Linked DNA regions of Homo sapiens: region 2 is linked to region 1. Evidence: read pairs that join two places in POLR2A ChIA-PET (ENCODE). Cell type or tissue: PC-9. All regions are shown on one strand.

The links. ChIA-PET counts read pairs that join two places held together with the same protein. Peaks named below come from ENCODE experiments on the same cell type or tissue, not always from the same donor. Only the 100,000 strongest peaks of a DNase experiment are listed, where the experiment ranks them.
Region 2: POLR2A ChIA-PET joins it to region 1 with 10 read pairs; 19 of 35 experiments call an interaction of 5 or more read pairs at or near these places.

The regions. Positions count from the first base shown.
Region 1 is chr1:2,415,719-2,423,718 of GRCh38, forward strand. It overlaps a transcript of PLCH2 not described here. Among named protein-coding and RNA genes, the nearest start is that of PEX10, 7.2 kb to the left of the region's middle. In PC-9, no CTCF peak of the experiment used is centred here; a DNase peak (open chromatin) is centred at 733; H3K27me3 peaks cover 2,581 bases.
Region 2 is chr1:2,537,714-2,545,713 of GRCh38, forward strand. No RefSeq gene overlaps it. Among named protein-coding and RNA genes, the nearest start is that of HES5, 11 kb to the left of the region's middle. RefSeq lists enhancers at 5,260-6,130, 7,002-7,872. In PC-9, a CTCF peak has its summit at 1,787; a DNase peak (open chromatin) is centred at 4,028.

The DNA.
Region 1 (8,000 bases):
TTGCTCCTGCCCAGTGCACACATCGTCTGGGGTCTGGTCACAGTGCAGGTCTGGGTGGATGGGCCTGGGACGAGGTCCAGTTCTGCATTTCCAACAAGCTCCCAGATGAAGCCTGCGCCGGAGCAGGGTTCTCAGCCTCGCCCATCACACTCACCCACTTCCGCCCAGCAGCAGCAGGTGTGTTGTCCGACATCCTTCCTCTGGAGGGCCTGCGCTCCTCCGCTAAACCCAGTTCCGGTGCTGTGGGGAGCTCAGAGGCCGGGGAGGAGAGGGAGCTCGGGGTGCAGCCCCACGGTTCGTATCCCCATCCCCCCACCAACACCCAGTGCGGTGGGCAGCCCCGCAGGTGATCTGACGCACCAGCAGGTGCTGCCCCCTGTGCCCCCTCTGGTGGGGTGTGAGCACCACCGGAACAGGGGACTGCTGTGCCTGGGTTGCTGCCTGGCACCCAGCGGTCGCTCAGGACCCCGAGGAGGGCAGGGTGGGCCCAGGAGCTGGACGCAGCAGGTCGGGGTCCCTGGGTGGGCAAAGTGGGCGCTGGTGCTGCTTGAGGGGAGTGGCTCCTGCCCAGCATGGCAGTTCTGGCTTCAGGGGTGTGGCAGTGTCCCCTCCCTTCTCTTTAGCTATACATGGGTTTGGGGATTGAGGAAGGGCCACCCACAAGCTGGCCCCGAGTACAGGGACTGTAGGGTGCGGCCCTCGGGAAGCCCCTCGCAGTGCCAGCCACAAACCAGGAGAACGGGTTCGTCTGCCTGGCTGGAGGCCCTGGGAGCCGCACTCCACCCGTCTGTGGCAGACCCAGGACCTGGAGGTACCTGCAGAGTGTGAGCTGGGGAGGGTGGGCAGCGGGCGGCACTGGGCCCAGGGAGGGGAAGTGAGCCCTGGGTGGGCACAGTCAGGCAGAGGCCCCAGAGCCAAGATGGGGAGGGCGGGGCCCGGCAGCCAGAGGCAGGAAGTGCTGGTGGATGAAGGCCTCCTGGAGCCTCCGTGGGAAACAGTGCCTGGGCCAGGGTTTAGCAGGTGAGGTTAGGACAGGGGTGCAGAGTGCAGAGGGTTGGTGTGGGCATGGGCTGGCCTGGGAAGTGATGTTGGGTGATTTTGGGGCTCGGGCAGGTGGTCCGGGGCTCTGCCTGTGTCCCTGTGTTGGCCGGGGACCAGCAGGAATGAATTCCTGGCAGAACTGTGGGTCTGACAGCAGAGCCAGCCTGGGGGGGCCCTGGGGCTCTGGGGCTCTGGGCTGCTCTTAGGACCTTGAGGGAGCTAGGACAGGAAAGAGAAATGGGGAGGGGTCTGTGGAGAGAGGGGCATGGGCCTGTGGCAGAGTTGAGAAACTGATGGCCAGAGAGGCCATGCCTGGTCCAAGGCAGGCACAAGGTGAATCCCAGGTCAGTTTGCCCATACCTGTGTCCCAGTCTCTACCTGTCGCTGGGATTGGGGAGGGGTGCTGGGCACCATGACCTCGCTGATAGGAAATGAGGGGTCCTGGTGTGCAGCTGTCATCTGGGGTGAACCGGCTGATAACTAGGGGCTGGAAACCAAGGGTCCCCCAAAAAGGAGATCTGGGAGGACTTCCTGGAGGAAGAGACTTTGCACTGGTAAGAGTGAGGGAGGGCTCTGTCCATGTGAGAGGCATGGCCTTTTCTGACAAGTGGAGGCTGGGATTGTTGGGTTGGGGGGCACTAAGGGTGGGCCCTGCCCAGCTTCCCAGCCTCCTCTGTGAGGCCGGAGGGAGGGGGCCTGGTGAGTCTGGAATCACACAGGGTGGGGTTCCCAGGAGAGTGAGCCCAGGACCTGTGGGTACTAGGCAAGGCCGGAGAGGACCCACGAGGGAGGCCCAAGCTGGAATGGCGTCCACTCTGGATGTGGGCATCTGGATGGGCTGTGGAGAGTCCGGCCCTGTCCTGCGAGCACTGCATAGCCTGGGCTGTGCTGAGTGTGGCCAGCCGGTGAGGGGCTGTGTGCTGGCTGGAGGGCACCTGGGAGCCACCTCCTGAGGCACTGCCACGCCACCTTCCCCACACAGCCTCCCCTAAGGCAGAGTCAGGGCTGGGAGCCAGGCAGCCCTGGGAGGAGGGGACGGGCAGGGGCTACAGCCTCTGCGCTGAGGTGTGACCTTGAGCAGCTCCTGGTCTTCCCTGGCCTCAGCTTCCTCACCTGTCAAGTGGGGGAATAGAGGCCCCTGCCTCCCGGGTTATGAGAGGACTCAGGATGGCACATGTGTGGGGTGCCCTCCGGGGCCTGCCTCGGACCCCCAGCTCAGGGCTTTGCAGGCATTTAGACTCTGGTGAGAAGAGGCTGAGCCCAGGGCATCCCTGTGTCCTGCCCCCAAACGCGAACACGCAGGCACTCAGGAACCTGCAGGAGCTGTGGAGTCAGCGCAGTGAAGACGTGTGACCGGTGCGAGGCAGACACCCATCACGGCAGGTGCCCCCGAGAATTCCGGGCAGAGCCCACGTTGCTCTGTCTTCAGCCCCATAGCTAGTTGGTTTCTGAATTTTGTTTTTTGGAAACTGCACTGAACTGATTCACACCGATGAGCAGCTGCCGACAGTGACAGCGTCCAGCATTCCTCTGGGCGCCTTCAGTTAGACCGAGAGAGACAGGAGTGGGGGTGTTTTAGTTATCAAAGCTGGCTCCCGGGTCTGGATGCCAGGGTCAGGCATGGGGGCTCCTGCAGCGAGCTCTGGGGGTCTCAGTGGAGGGGGCAGGGCTCTGGTCGTTCTGCTCCACCACGTGCTAGAAGGAGGGGCCCCGGGGCCATGGCTGGCATTGGGCCCCACCCACTGCCTCCCTCGGACGGCTGAATGGTGTGGGTCATCCACTCCTGTTCTCCTCTGACCCGCCTCCTTCAGGAGTTCTGAACCTGGCATTTGATGCCCGATGGACAATAAGGGCTCCCCACGAGGCTGCTCCTCAGGGCTCAGGATCTTCAGTCAGGCAAAGGCTCCCCAAGTTCCAGGGGTGCCGTCCTGGACTCCTGAGCCTGCCCGCCTGCCTCCGCAGGTCCTGTCTGTGCGAGTGGGAGTGAGCCGTGTGCTCCGCAGACACCTGACCTGTGCGCTTATGACGGCCTCTCCTTTGCACATGGCCTCGACTTGGCTGTCCCCCTCTCCCTGGCTGCTGATCTCCCAGTGCCCAGTTATGCCCAGGTCTCTGCCCACCTCAGCCCACACTGGGTGGGGAAATGCTGGCGCAAAACCTGGCTTATTGGGGTTGCAGCCAAGTAGCCCTTGATTCTTCCTACCACTCCCCTACCCGAGAGAGGACCTGCTCACCTCCCCATCCTCGGGGTCTGTGCCCGACGCCTCTCTCTGCGGTTGGCACGGCTCATCCTCTGGCTGGGGCATGTGACACCTGGCCAAGGATGTGGCGTCTGAGGCTCCCCCATCTGTCTGCCCAGCTCCTTGCCCTTCCCTGCGTGGGGCCCGTCCCAGGAGAGCCTGCCCTGACCCTTCCCACCTGCGGTCATCTGTCCCCTCCCAGGCTGCCGGCCTGGTCTGCACGGTCGAGCTTCAATCCACAGTGGAGGCCTTGGGCTGTGCTGCTGTCTGTCTATCCATCCGTAAATCCATCTATCCCCTGCCAGCCCCTTCCCTCAGCACCCCTGGCTCAGCCGTGCCATTCCTGGTTGGCCCTGGAGGTCCTATTTGCTGGTCCTTGAGTTTCCCACTGATTGTGAAGAGACAATAATTGTCCAGAGGGGATCGAAGGGGCGCCTGTGCGGAGCTGGTCCACACTCTGAGGCCCGGGCCTCGGCCGTTGGTCGGGGGGGTTTTCCACTTGTTGTTGACAGAGGCGCCTCCCATGGCAGTGGGGTGCAGGGTCTCCCCTGGGGATGTGAGGCCGGTGAGGGCGGAAGGGGAGCAGGCAGGGGCCCGGGGCTCTCCAGATCTACCACCCCACCACCTCACTGGCTCTTCTTGCCCGGAGCTCAATGCAGGGATCCCCGTGCCTGACCCTGGCATCCACAGACCCGGGGGCCAGCTTTGAGGAGGCGCTGCTGGCTCTGGTGGAGGTGGTGACATGGGGCTCTGGAGACTTGGGGGCCGCTCATCCTTCTTCCTGTGGGCTCCACCATATTCATCCTTGGGGGATTAATCTGAAGCTGTCCGTAGAAGCTGGACTGGGACCCTCAAGCCAGCCCTGGGCTGGGGCCAGCCAGGCCCTTTCTGCCTCGGAACTGCTGCACCTGCTGCCCGTAGTCGGCTCTTGCCAACTCAAAGTTCAAGCATAGCAGGCCAAGTCCCCCCCCCACCCCCAGGCAACCCCTTTGTGCGCTCCCCCCACTACCCCCTCCTGTGCTGCCTCCCCAGTAGCCTGGGTACAGCTATGGGGGTGGGGGCAGGCACAGCAACAGTAACCTGCCTCCCCACTCCCCGCCATCTCTGGTCATTGGTCAGGAGCTCATCAGTGCTGAGTTAAGGACTCAGACAGGCCCCCCGCCCCAGCCCCTACCTCACATCCCTCTCAGCTGACCCCAACTCCTCCCCAAGACTTGGATCCCAAAGGAGCCAGTGTCTGGGGGGCATCCAGGCAGCACCTACCTCTTGTCCTTCCTCCCGCTGCTCGATTCCACTTTCAGCCCCCTGCCCTGTGATTTCAGGACAAAGCTTCCCAGGTGCAGGTCTGAAAGCTTCCACCTCCTTCGAGAGGTGGGTGTGGGGGCCTGTGGGGCCCAGTGATGCTGGCAAGGGGAGAAGGTCCAGGCAGGGGCGGGGTTGCGGATCCACAGTGGGATGCGGGGCTGAACGGTTATGTCCCGGTAGGTAGGGGCTGCAGAAAGAGCCCCGAGGGCTGGGGAGTCCCGGAGCTGGACCACAGGAAGGGCCTCAAGTCCGCCTGCCAGGTCCAGCTTCTCAGGACCCCAGGGCTGGGGCACACTCTTTGCACCCCGCTTTACAGATGAGGAAACTGAGTCAGAGAGGGAGAGTTTAAGGGCAGGCTTCAAGCTGACCTCTGACCCAGAGACCCCCATTTTGAAAAATCTCCTCTTCAGGCCTCAGGCCTGGAGGGCTGTGGGAGTCGCTCCTCTCTCGATTGGAGGGTGGAGTGAGTGATCGATCGATTCATTGCCTTTACCCACATCAGTATCTCTTCCCCCTTGGGACTCCTTCTGAGGAGCGTTGAGTGTGTATCTCGTTTTTTGTATTTTCCAGAATGCTGTGTTGTTCTGGTGCGAGTATTTTAATCACTATTAGTGGGGTGCAAATGTTTTGGCCTTAGTATCCCTTCACACTTTTTTTTTTTTTTTTGAGACAGAGTCTCACCCAGGCTGGAGTGCAGTGGTGCGATCTCGGCTCACTGCAACCTCTGCTTCCCGGGTTCAATCGATTTTCCTGCCTCAGCCTCCTGAGTAGCTGAGATTACAGGCATGCGCCACCACGCCTGGCTAATTTTTGTATTTTTAGTAGAGACGGAATTTCACCACGTTGGCCAGGCTGGTCTCGAACTCCTGACATCAGATGATCCACCCTCCTTGGCCTCCCAAAGTGCTGGGGTTACAGACGTGAGCCACTGCATCTGGCCCCAACACTCTTAGCAGCTGTTGAGAAGCCCAAGGAGCTTTGGTTTTGGGGTGCTGTCTGTAGTGTGTGCTGGAGCAGGCTTGCACGTGCTCACCAGAACCTACGGTAGCATCTCCAGTAATCTCATCAGCTGGTTGTTGGACACAACCATTATTCAAATCAAATTAAAGTAATTAAATTATGTAAAACACAGAAATACTATAAAAAGCAAAGGAAATAAATACTCAAAATGTATTGCTTCCTAATTATTTCTAGCTTACTGTGATCCACGCTGTTATCTGGGTGCAGTCTGTGTGTGTCTGTCTAGTGGAAATGCCGTATGATACTGTCCATCTCTTCCCCACTCTGTGCTCTGTGGGCTCAAGTGGGAATATTTACACCACATGTTTACACCACCTTCATAAAAAAATATGAAAATATTCATGAAGTCTTATTGAAAATAACAACGGGCCAGGCACAGTGGTTCACACCTGTAATCCCAGCACATTGGGAGGTCAAGGCAGGAGGATCACCTGAGGCCAGGAGTTTGAGACCAGCCTGGCCAACATGGTGAAACCCCGTCTCTACTAAAAATACAAAAATTAGCTGGGCGTGGTGGCGCATGCCTGTAATCTCAGCTACACAGGAGGCTGAGGCGGGAGAATTGCTTGAACCTGGGAAGCAGAGGCTGCAGTGAGCCAAGATCACGCCACTACACTCCAGCCCAGGCGACGGAGCAAGACTTTATCTCAAAAAAAGAAGAAAAGGCCAGGCGCAGTGGCTCACGCCTGTAATCCCAGCACTTTGGGAGGCTGAAGGAGGAGGATCACCTGAGGCCAGGAGTTTGAGACCATCCTGGCCAACATGGAAACCATGTCTCTACTAAAAATACAAAAATTAGCCGGGCATGGTGGCAGGTGCCTGTAATCTTAGCTACTCGGGAGGCTGAGGCAGGAGAATCGCTTGAACCCAGGAGGTGGAAGTTGCAGTGAGCCGAGATCGCGCCAGTGCACTCCAGCCTGGAGGACAGTGCAAGACTCCACCTCAAAAAACAAACAAACAAACAAAAACCCATAAACTAATGACATGTTAATAGAAATAACACGTTAACATTTTATGAAAAATACTTTCAAAACAAAAAAATCCAGTGAGAAGAGGGACGTGGCTTTGCAGTTTTGCAGTCTCTTGAATGTTTGTCTGCATCTGCGTTGCATCTGTCGCAGTGTGTTTTGGTTGAAATCAGTGAAGAGATCTGGCCTCACAGGGCTGAGCCGCCTTTTCAGGTAATCATGGACACTCTTCTCTGATGGTACACCCGGACTGGATGAATGGTAGAGTTTCTTACAGGTTGTTGCGATAACAGAATCTGAAACCGTGCCAATGGACTTTTTGTATTGTTACATTATCATCTGTTGTGTTACATTATCATCTGTTGGTCTGTTTTTACTTTGTTTTTTGTTTTTGTTATGTTTTGAGAAAGGGTCTTGCTCTGTTGCCCAGGCTGGAGTGCAGTGGTACCATCATAGCTCACTGTGGCCTCAAACTCCTGGCCTCAAGTGATCCTCCCACCTTAGCCTCCTAATGTGTTGGGATTACAGGCATGAGCCGCTGTACCTGGCCCTGTTTTTCACTTTGAGTGGAAATTTACCTGTGCATAATTTTGGAAGACCATGTTTTGGTATTAATAATTTGAAAAATATTGGTTTACTGAGTTATGCAGATTTTTCAAATCTTGACACGTTTTATTAAATATTATCCCAAAATCACATTACTATCACCCCGATCTCACGATAAAAGCCTTTAAATATTTGGAAGCTGATAGACTCACAGTGATGAATACAAGTTTTCCAAAATGCTGATTTTTACCTAAGCCTGAATTTTATTATTGGCAACAGATCCTGCAATTTGCTGTTTTGTGTTGTTTTGGAGAGGGTTTTATTTAGTTTTTTTGTTTGTTTGTTTGTTTGTTGTTTGTTTGTTTTAGAGACAAGGTCTTGCTCTGTCCCCCACGCTGGAATGCAGTGGCACCATCACAGTTCACCGTAACCTCGAACTCCTGGGCTGAAGCAATCCTCCTGCCTCAGCTTCCTGAGTAGCTGGGACCACAGGCACATCCCCCCACACCCAGCTATTTTTTTTAAAGAGATGGGATCTTGCTCTGTTGTCCCTGCTGTTCTTGTTACAAGGCCACCAGGTTGGTGTGCCCTCTGCACAGTAACCAACCGATACACGGAGACAGCAGGGTTTGCAGCAGAGAAAGCTTAATGATTGCAGGTGCCAAGCAAGGAGATGGGAGGAGACCCTCAAATCCACCTCCCCTGGAGTTCTGGGCTGGGGTTCTTAAGGAGATTATGGAGGGTGAGGGGCTGGAGAAGCTGGGGTCACTGACTTGTTGGGGTAAGGGGGATGAAATCAGGAGGTGGAAAATGCATTTGCTGGTGAGTCAGCTCCTGTGAGGTCCTTCCCACCAGCTGGCATCAGTAATTTTACTGTTAT
Region 2 (8,000 bases), 120 kb after region 1:
GGGGTCAGGGCATGCAGAGTCCAGTCGGGAAGCCGAGGCCCGAGGAAAGGTGGGCAGGGGCCAGAGCCTTCTCCTGGGGTGGAGGTCAGGCTGCAGACACTGCTAGCCCTGTCCCACCACAGCCCGGCTTCTCAGTTGGGTCTCCACCGGCTGTGACACTCCCACGTGATGCCAACAGGTGTTATGAGGCAGACTCTGTAACCCGCTTGGGATGCTCAAGCCCCAGGGTAGAATTCAGGCCCAAGGGGTGATTGGGGAAGGGGGGTCTGACGTCCTTGGGAGCTGCTGGGCCTGTCTCTGCACGCCTGACGTGGAGTGACCTCGGTCAGAGGGTGGGCTGAGAACTCTCTCATCGTCCAGGGTGGAGGCTGGATAGGCCTCCCTGTTCACACTGTGCTAAAGTAAATAGCAGTTCCTGAGCCCTCCTGTGTGCAGAGTCCCCTCTGTGTGCAGAGCCCCTCCTGTGTGCAGAGTCCCCTCTGTGTGCAGAGTCCCTCCTGTGTGCAGAGTCCCTCCTGTGTACAGAGTCCCTCCTGTGTGCAGAGTCCCCTCAGTGTGCAGAGTCCCCTCTGTGTGCAGAGCCCCTCCTGTGTGCAGAGTCCCTAGAGCCCCTCCTGTGTGCAGAGTCCCCTCAGTGTGCAGAGTCCCTCCTGTGTGCAGAGCCCCTCCTGTGTGCAGAGTCCCTAGAGCCCCTCCTGTGTGCAGAGTCCCTAGAGTCCCTCCTGTGTGCAGAGTCCCCTCTGTGTGCAGAGCCCCTCCTGTGTGCAGAGCTGCTCCTGTGTGCAGAGTCCCCTCCGTGTGCAGAGCCCCTCCTGTGTGCAGAGCCCCTCCTGTGTGCAGTCCCCTTTGTGTGCAGAACCCCTCCTGTGTGCAGAGCCGCTCCTGTGTGCAGAGCCCCTCCTGTGTGCAGAGCCCCCACTGTGTAGAGAGCATGCCTGTGTGTGGATACCTCTTACGTGCAGAGCCCTTCCTGTGTGCAGATCATCCTCTGTGTGCTGAGCCCCCCAGTATGTGGAGCCTCCCCTGGGCTTGAAGTACTCCGATTTGCTGAGGTCAGGACATCAGACCCCCCTCCCCAATCACCCCTTGGGCCTGAATTCTACCTGGGGGCCTGAGCATCCCAAGTGGGTTAGAGAGTCTGCCTTGAGTAACACCTTTTGGCAGCACCCAGGGGTGTCACAGCCAGTGAGATACCCAGCTGAGAAGCCGGGCTGCAGTGGGACAGGGCTCGCAGCCTCTACAGCCTGACCTCCAAATGAGCATCCCCTGTGTGCACAGCCCAGAAGGGCTTCGCATCTGCACGGCAACTCTGTGATTTTGGATTATGATGATCAAGTCCATTGTACAGATGAGGAAACTGAGGCTTCACAAGGTGAGGGGACTGGCCTGCCCAGGTGTGCTTCTGGGGCCCTCACGGGGGTCAGCCTCTCAGCTCCTACTCTGCAGCAACTCCCCAGGCTGGGAACACAGACACCTGCTCTTCCCGTGACTGTGGAGACAGAAGGCCCATCTCCTGCGGCATTTCAGTGTTGCGCTGAGGTGCAGAGCTGGGGTGCAGAGTCCATCCGGTGGAGGGATGGAGCCTTACCTTAGTCAGATGAGAAATGGTACCTCCACCGCCCAGCTCAGCCCACCTATAGTGCTCTCACGCAAGGCCTTAGGCCTGCCTTCCCTGTTCAGACCCCACGGGTCCCCGTGTGGCCAGGTTGGTTGCGATCGGGAGATGGGTAGAGGGCCCTGCCCCCTGACTTGGTGCCCCTGGCCAGGTGCAGTGTGCAGTGCAGGCTTGAACCTGCAGGGGTCCCCCAGGAGCGTGTTTCCTTCCCAGAGGCCCCGGGGCAGGCACTGAGTGGCTTGGTGAAAGCAGAAGGTCCAGGCCAAGGCTGGGCTCTGCCCTTGTCTTTTTCACTTAGAGACTGTTGGACACACCCCACTCCTCTCTGAGCCTCAGCTTACGGGTCTGTAAAATGGGCTTTCCCTGCCAAGCTCATCTTGGTCTTGGGAGGCCTGGCTCCAGGTGGCTGGAAGTGAGACAAACCCTGAGGATGGCGGGGAAAGAGCTGGGGCACTGCAGAGTAGCGCCCACCCCCTCCATACCCAGTTAGCCCCAGCCCAGGAGACTCTGTGCTGGGGCTGGCCACCTGCTGTCTGATCCTCACCTGGAATACGGCTTGTGGGCCCAAACAGGTGTCCCAGTCCCTGCACTGCACACTGCACCTGGCCAGGGGCACCAAGTCAGGGGGCAGGGCCCTCTACCCATCTCCCGATCGCAACCAACCTGGCCACACGGGGACCCGTAGGGTCTGAACAGGGAAGGCAGGCCTAAGGCCTTGCGTGAGAGCACTATAGGTGGGCTGAGCTGGGCGGTGGAAGTACCATTTCTCATCTGACTAAGGTAAGGCTCCATCCCTCCACCAGGACCTGTGGCTGGGCTCCCCGCCGCAGCCCTGACCCAAGAACCTCAGGGGGAAGGGCCCTTGCTGGAGAATTGGGGGTGCACCAGGCCCACCGAGCTGATGCCCTTTGGTGCCCTGGCTTGGGCCTGGGTTCTCCAGGGCTGCTGGGGTGAGGCTGGCACCCGAGAGGCCACTGGGGCCCCTGCTGAGACAGTAGCCCACACCCCTGCGCAGGGCACGCCAGCTGCTCCTAGGGCACCTGGGCATCTGTGGAGATGGGGTGGGGGTTCCTGAAGCCGAGGGGGCTCCTGTAGCCCTGAGGGCACCCCCCACAGACTGCAGCCTTCCCAAGTCCCAGGCCAGGCTTGAGGCCCCAGCTTTGTGCACCATTCCAGGCCCCACCTTCACCAAGGGACTGGAGTCCACACCCCAGAGGGCATGGGCGCAACCTCAGGCTCCCCCTGCCCAGCTTTCCGGGCCTCAGTTTCCCTAGTGTAAAACCAGGCTGCTATGGGGACCATGGGGACACCTGTGGGGTTGGTTCCCCCGGTGCGCAGGGGTGGGTGGTGGGAAAGCCCGCGGCCCGCAGTCTCACGGGCGCGGGGATTAGGGGCCGTCCGGGCCCACGTGGCCGCACGCCCCGCCCCGCCGGTGTCCCCCCACCCCCCGTGCGCCCCGGGGCAGGGCCGGGTCGCCGTCCCAAGCTGGTTAAAAACCCCGCGGTGTCAGAGAGCAGCTCGTTCCCAACCTCTGAAAGGCAGACAAGCCCTTTATTGCTCTATTATAACGCGGAGCCAGATGGTCTTTTGGGAGTTGCCCCCCCGCGCCCCCCGCCGCCGCCCTCATTCATTCAGACTCAGACCCCGGCACTAATGCCGCGGGGGGGCCCAGGCACGCTTCCCTCGCCGCCCGCCCGCGCAGTGTGGGAACCGCCGGCGAGCGCGAACCCACAGCCGGGCGGAGGGAGGGGCTTGGAAACCCGCGCATCGGAGAGCTGGGGAGGGGTGGGGAGGGCTGCGTCCCAGCTCGCCTGGGCCGGGAGGGCTCTCAAGTTAGGGGCTAAGGGAATGCTCAGGAGGCTCGTCCCCAGCCCCACAATCCCTGGTTCTTAGAGGCTGGGGAGGCGGGAGCAGGGAGGAATCCCAGGGTCCCCAGCTGTGGGACCTCGGGCAGGGCACTTAACCCTACCCGTGCCTCAGTTTCCTCATCTGTTAAATGGGGACAGTGATAGGGCCCCCTCACTAGGTTTCGGGAGGATCAGAAGCGTTAATATTTGTAAAACTTTTAGAAAAGGGGTGAGCGTCTGGGCCTCTCACTGATTTTGTACCACTCCCCACCCCCACCCAAGAGTGTTTTTTACTTTTTTTTTTTTTTTTTTTTTGAGACAGGGTCTCTCTGTGTTGCCCAGGCTGGTCTTGAACTCCAGGGCTCAAGCGATCCTCCTGCCTTGGCCTCCTGAGTAGCTGGGATTACAGGTCGGCCGGTCTCAGCACCAGCTGAAACAAATAAATAGAGAAGAAAGATGTTTCACTACTTGTGAAAAAGATGAAATTCAAGTTTCAGCGTCCATAAATAACATTGTACGGAGACACAGCAGGGCGCCACACCCGATGCTATCCAGGAAGGCCACCTCCTGGCGTGACGCCAGTGGCGTGGTAGGACAGAAGCCTGGCCACGTGGCCTGCAGTGGTTACTGCTGGGCCCTCTTCATAAGCACTGGTCCCACCCGCAGTGAAGGACTACCTGCCCCAGGCAGAGCCTCCCACGATCGATCGCTGTCCTCACCGCCCCCGGGGGGTGCCCCATTCCTCTCACTTCTGGGGCTGATGTGGGAGCCTCAGGAGGGGACTGAGTGAGTGTGCACTTGAGTGTGGCCACACCGTCCTGAGGCTTCGTCATCGTGCCCATTGGACAGGGTGGCAAACTGAGGCCCATGGAAACCCAGGGCCCAGCTGCCAGGTGGAGGCCGAGGCCAGAGAGAACCCTGGGCTAGGGCAGGTGGGCAGCCTCACCCACCCGGGTCAGGCTCCTGCTTTGCTCATGTAACCCTCACGCTGGCCACAGGCACTTCCTCAGGTCCCTGCCGCAGAGCACGCGCACGGGTCTGCTCTTCCACCGCTGGGAAAGACCTACTTTGCACTGAAAAGCGTCCCAGCTTCCCTCCCGGCTAGACTGGCAGCTCCACATGACTCGCTGGGGTCCTGGGCTGACTTTTGGCCTTTTTCCCCAACTGATTATTGAGGGGGTGGCCTAGCTGATCTTTGGGGCTCCACAAACAGACACAGGGTGGGGTCAACGTGTCTTCCACAGGGGGCAGAGTCCAGGGGGAGCAGCAGCCTGGAGCAGTGCTGAGGGCTTTGCGGGATGGCAGCTCGCTTGCTCCTGAAGCAGATTAGGCCCTGTGAGGGGCTGGGGTCTGGGCCATACTGCTGGGAGGCGGGGGGGTGCTGCTTGTTGTCAGTTACCTGGGAAGCCCTGGGTGGGGTCCGGCAGCTCTGGGACTCTGGGTCTGGAAGTCCATTCTCTTGTCCCACTGGCCTGCAGGTGTTTGGCCCTTCCTGTGGCCCTGGCCTTGTTGCACTGGCCCTGTGCCAGCACCCCCCATCTGGTGCCCTAGCTCTGCGAGCACTATCTGGCCAGGGTGTGGGGGACCCTCTGTCTATGAGCCTCTGTCATCCACGTGTAGGGGGACCAGGGAGATCACAGATGTGGGGCTCAAGCCCCAGGCCCCAGTGATCACTTCTCTCTGAGCCTTGGATCCCAGCCCTTCCCTTGATGTGCCGCCCCAACTCTTACAGGGGATGCTGGCCTTTATCAGCACTCTATTTGGGGTGTGGTACCGAGTGGGGCTCCCATCCCCACCACCACCCCCATTACGATGGGCCAGCTGTCTCAGGTAGGGGCTTCCAGCCCAGCGTGGGGACCCTCGGCAGTGACCAGCAGGGAGGACCCATGCCTGGGGCACCCCCACAGCCATGGATGGGGGTCTCCGGGGACCTGCTGCAGCACAGTGGATATGGCACCCCTGTCACAGATGGAGGGAAGGGAGGAAGAGGCCTGGCGAGCTTAGGCAGAGGAGAGGTCAGGCTGCCAGCCCAGCCGGGCAGGAACCACCCTTTTTCATTAAGTGAGCCCCCGGGCCGAGAGTTCTGCTGGTCCCGTGGTGAGGGAGGAGGAACGGGAGGGGGCTCTGGGAGTCTGCGCTTCCTCCTCTAGTTGCCCCCTAGGTCTGGCAGAGACCTTCAGCCTCTTGTCCCCACCCCCAGGACTGAGATGCATCCTGGCTTCAACCAGGGGAGACTCTGGCTTCTGGAGGGCAGCCACCCTCTGGACTTGAAGGTGCCCAGGGCAGGTTCCAGAAGGTCCTGCTTCCCCCCAGTACCCCGGCCCAGCCCCTGGAGCCCCTGGGAATGTGTTCAGCCTCCTGCTCAGTAGCCCTCAGCCCACTGGGCTCCAGCCCCATCAGGCAGCTCCCCCGCCCTGGAGCCACCCTCAGCAGAGTGGCAGCCACCCTCAGCCCTCCCTCGCCTGTGGCTCCTGCGTGAGGTGGGGGAGGGGGAGCCCGGCACTGCTTGCCTGTGTCAGGGCTCGGGGCTGGCACCGAGGCTGTGTGCTGCCCCAGGCACCCGCCTACCTCCCCTGCCTGGAGGGGCATTTGGGCTGGAGCCCGCTCCGGGTGGGTTCCCACATCCACCCCCCTCTGCGGACATTCATCCTGCACAAAAGGCGCGTGCGCGGCAACAAACTCATTCGCCACGGGCTGCCTGGGCTTTGTGTGCTGAGCTCCGGCCTCAGAGGCCATCTGGGGAGCAGTCGTCCCAGCGGGCGGCAGGGCCCCCTCCAGGCTGCCTTTGAGGCCTGGGAAGCAGCCGAGGCTCCCTGAGCAACCGCGCTGGAAACCGCACACATCTGGCCTGTCCAGTGCCTTCCAGTTCCCGCAGCCTCCTGGCTGTCCCCTGCACGCTCTGGCCCTGGCATGGCACTAGGTGCCAGGAGGGGACCAAGGCAGGCGCCTGCCTCCCTGCCCTACCCCTGATGCAGGCTGTGTGCACACGGCCCAGTGGGGAGGGCTGTGGGCACGGGGTTCAAATCTGGGGAGTACCCCTCAGTAGGTGGGCCCTCTGGGGCTCAGCTTCCTCATCTGTGCAATGCAGCTGATAACGCTCCCACCCAAGGCCTGTGCTGAGGACGGAGAGTGGATGAGCGCCAGGCATGTGCAGTGGCCTCGGCACGCAGACCCCTGCCCCAGGCACTGCCCGGCTCTGCTTCTTCTCGCCTTCATTCGGTTTCCTGGGTGGGCGACCCCTGCCCGTGTTCCAGGCTTCCTGGAAACTGGCTGGGGGTCAGGGAAAGGCCAGCTGGCCGCAGGCAGCTCTGCTTAGAGCTGGGCCCACCCCTGCTCGGTGTGGGTGCGGCAGCTGTGGTCCTGCCCCACTCTCAGGACTCTGAGCAGCTTCTGCCTGGCCTGTATGCAGTAGGTGCTGAGTAAGTGAGCACTTGCCTCGAGGCCCTCAGCCCTGAGCACCTCCAAGTGTGATCTCAGCCCTGGATCTGGCTTGGGTCTGCCCAGCTGTGGGCGCAGCCACGTGGCCTGGGGTCGAGGGGGGGTTACTAGCAACCCCCAGCAAGCTCCTCTGCTGAGCACGCCCTTCCCCAGAGGGCTAGAGGCCAGGACAACAGTGAGCCGGGGCTCCAGGACAGCCTGCCTGGCGTGGCGGGCATTTCTGAGTCTGGGCGGTTGGATGCGGTAGGGGGCATGGAGTGGGGTGTCCGAGGGGTCTTTCCACTCAGGAGACCCTTCCTGGCCAAGCGACTTCTGGGGCCACAGCTCAGCAGACAGGGCCTCTGCAGAGGCGTCCCTGCCCCCAAGCATGCTGGGGGCGTCCTTGAGAGGGTGTCCTGCAGACCCAGAGATAATCCGGGCTTTGAGAGGCTGTGAGAGGCTGGCCCGAGGACTTTCCCACAGCCCCACAGAAAGGGCCGGCAGCCAGCTGCTCACCCACAAAAGGCTCCCGGCCATTCATGGCCTCAGGCAGGCGGGGCTGTCGGAGCGGCAGCCACAGCCTACCTGGCCACCCCCAGCAGGACTTTCGTGACAGGGAGGCACCTCCCTTCTGGCCATGGGGGCAGGAGGTCTCCAGGGCATAGGGGTAGTCTTGTGCAGCCACCCAGGCCAGCTGCTACCCCCTCTCTTTTGGCCCGAGACTGGCACCCTTCCTGGGCCTGTCATTTATCATGGGTGCCTGGGTAAAGGATGGCTCAGGAGGACCCTGCAGGCACCCACTACCATGCCTGGCGCCGTGCCTCCACCGTCACACTACCCATTGCTCGCCCCCACACGCTGGCCATGAGTCCCCAGGGCTGGCACCTTCCTTGCTTCCAAGTCTGGCCTGCACGGCTCTCACACCCTTTGCAACCATCTTCTTGCCCACCCAGCAGCCCACCCTGTCAGTGTAGGGGGCAGGAGAGGGACCTGGTGGGGCAGTGAGCTGGGTAAGGCCTCCTCCCTGGACCTCAGTCTCCTTGTCTGAGGTGTGGGACAGCACTGCTGCCTCCCAAGGCTGATGGAAGGACCCCCAAGGGCGGCTGGTTAACAAATACCAG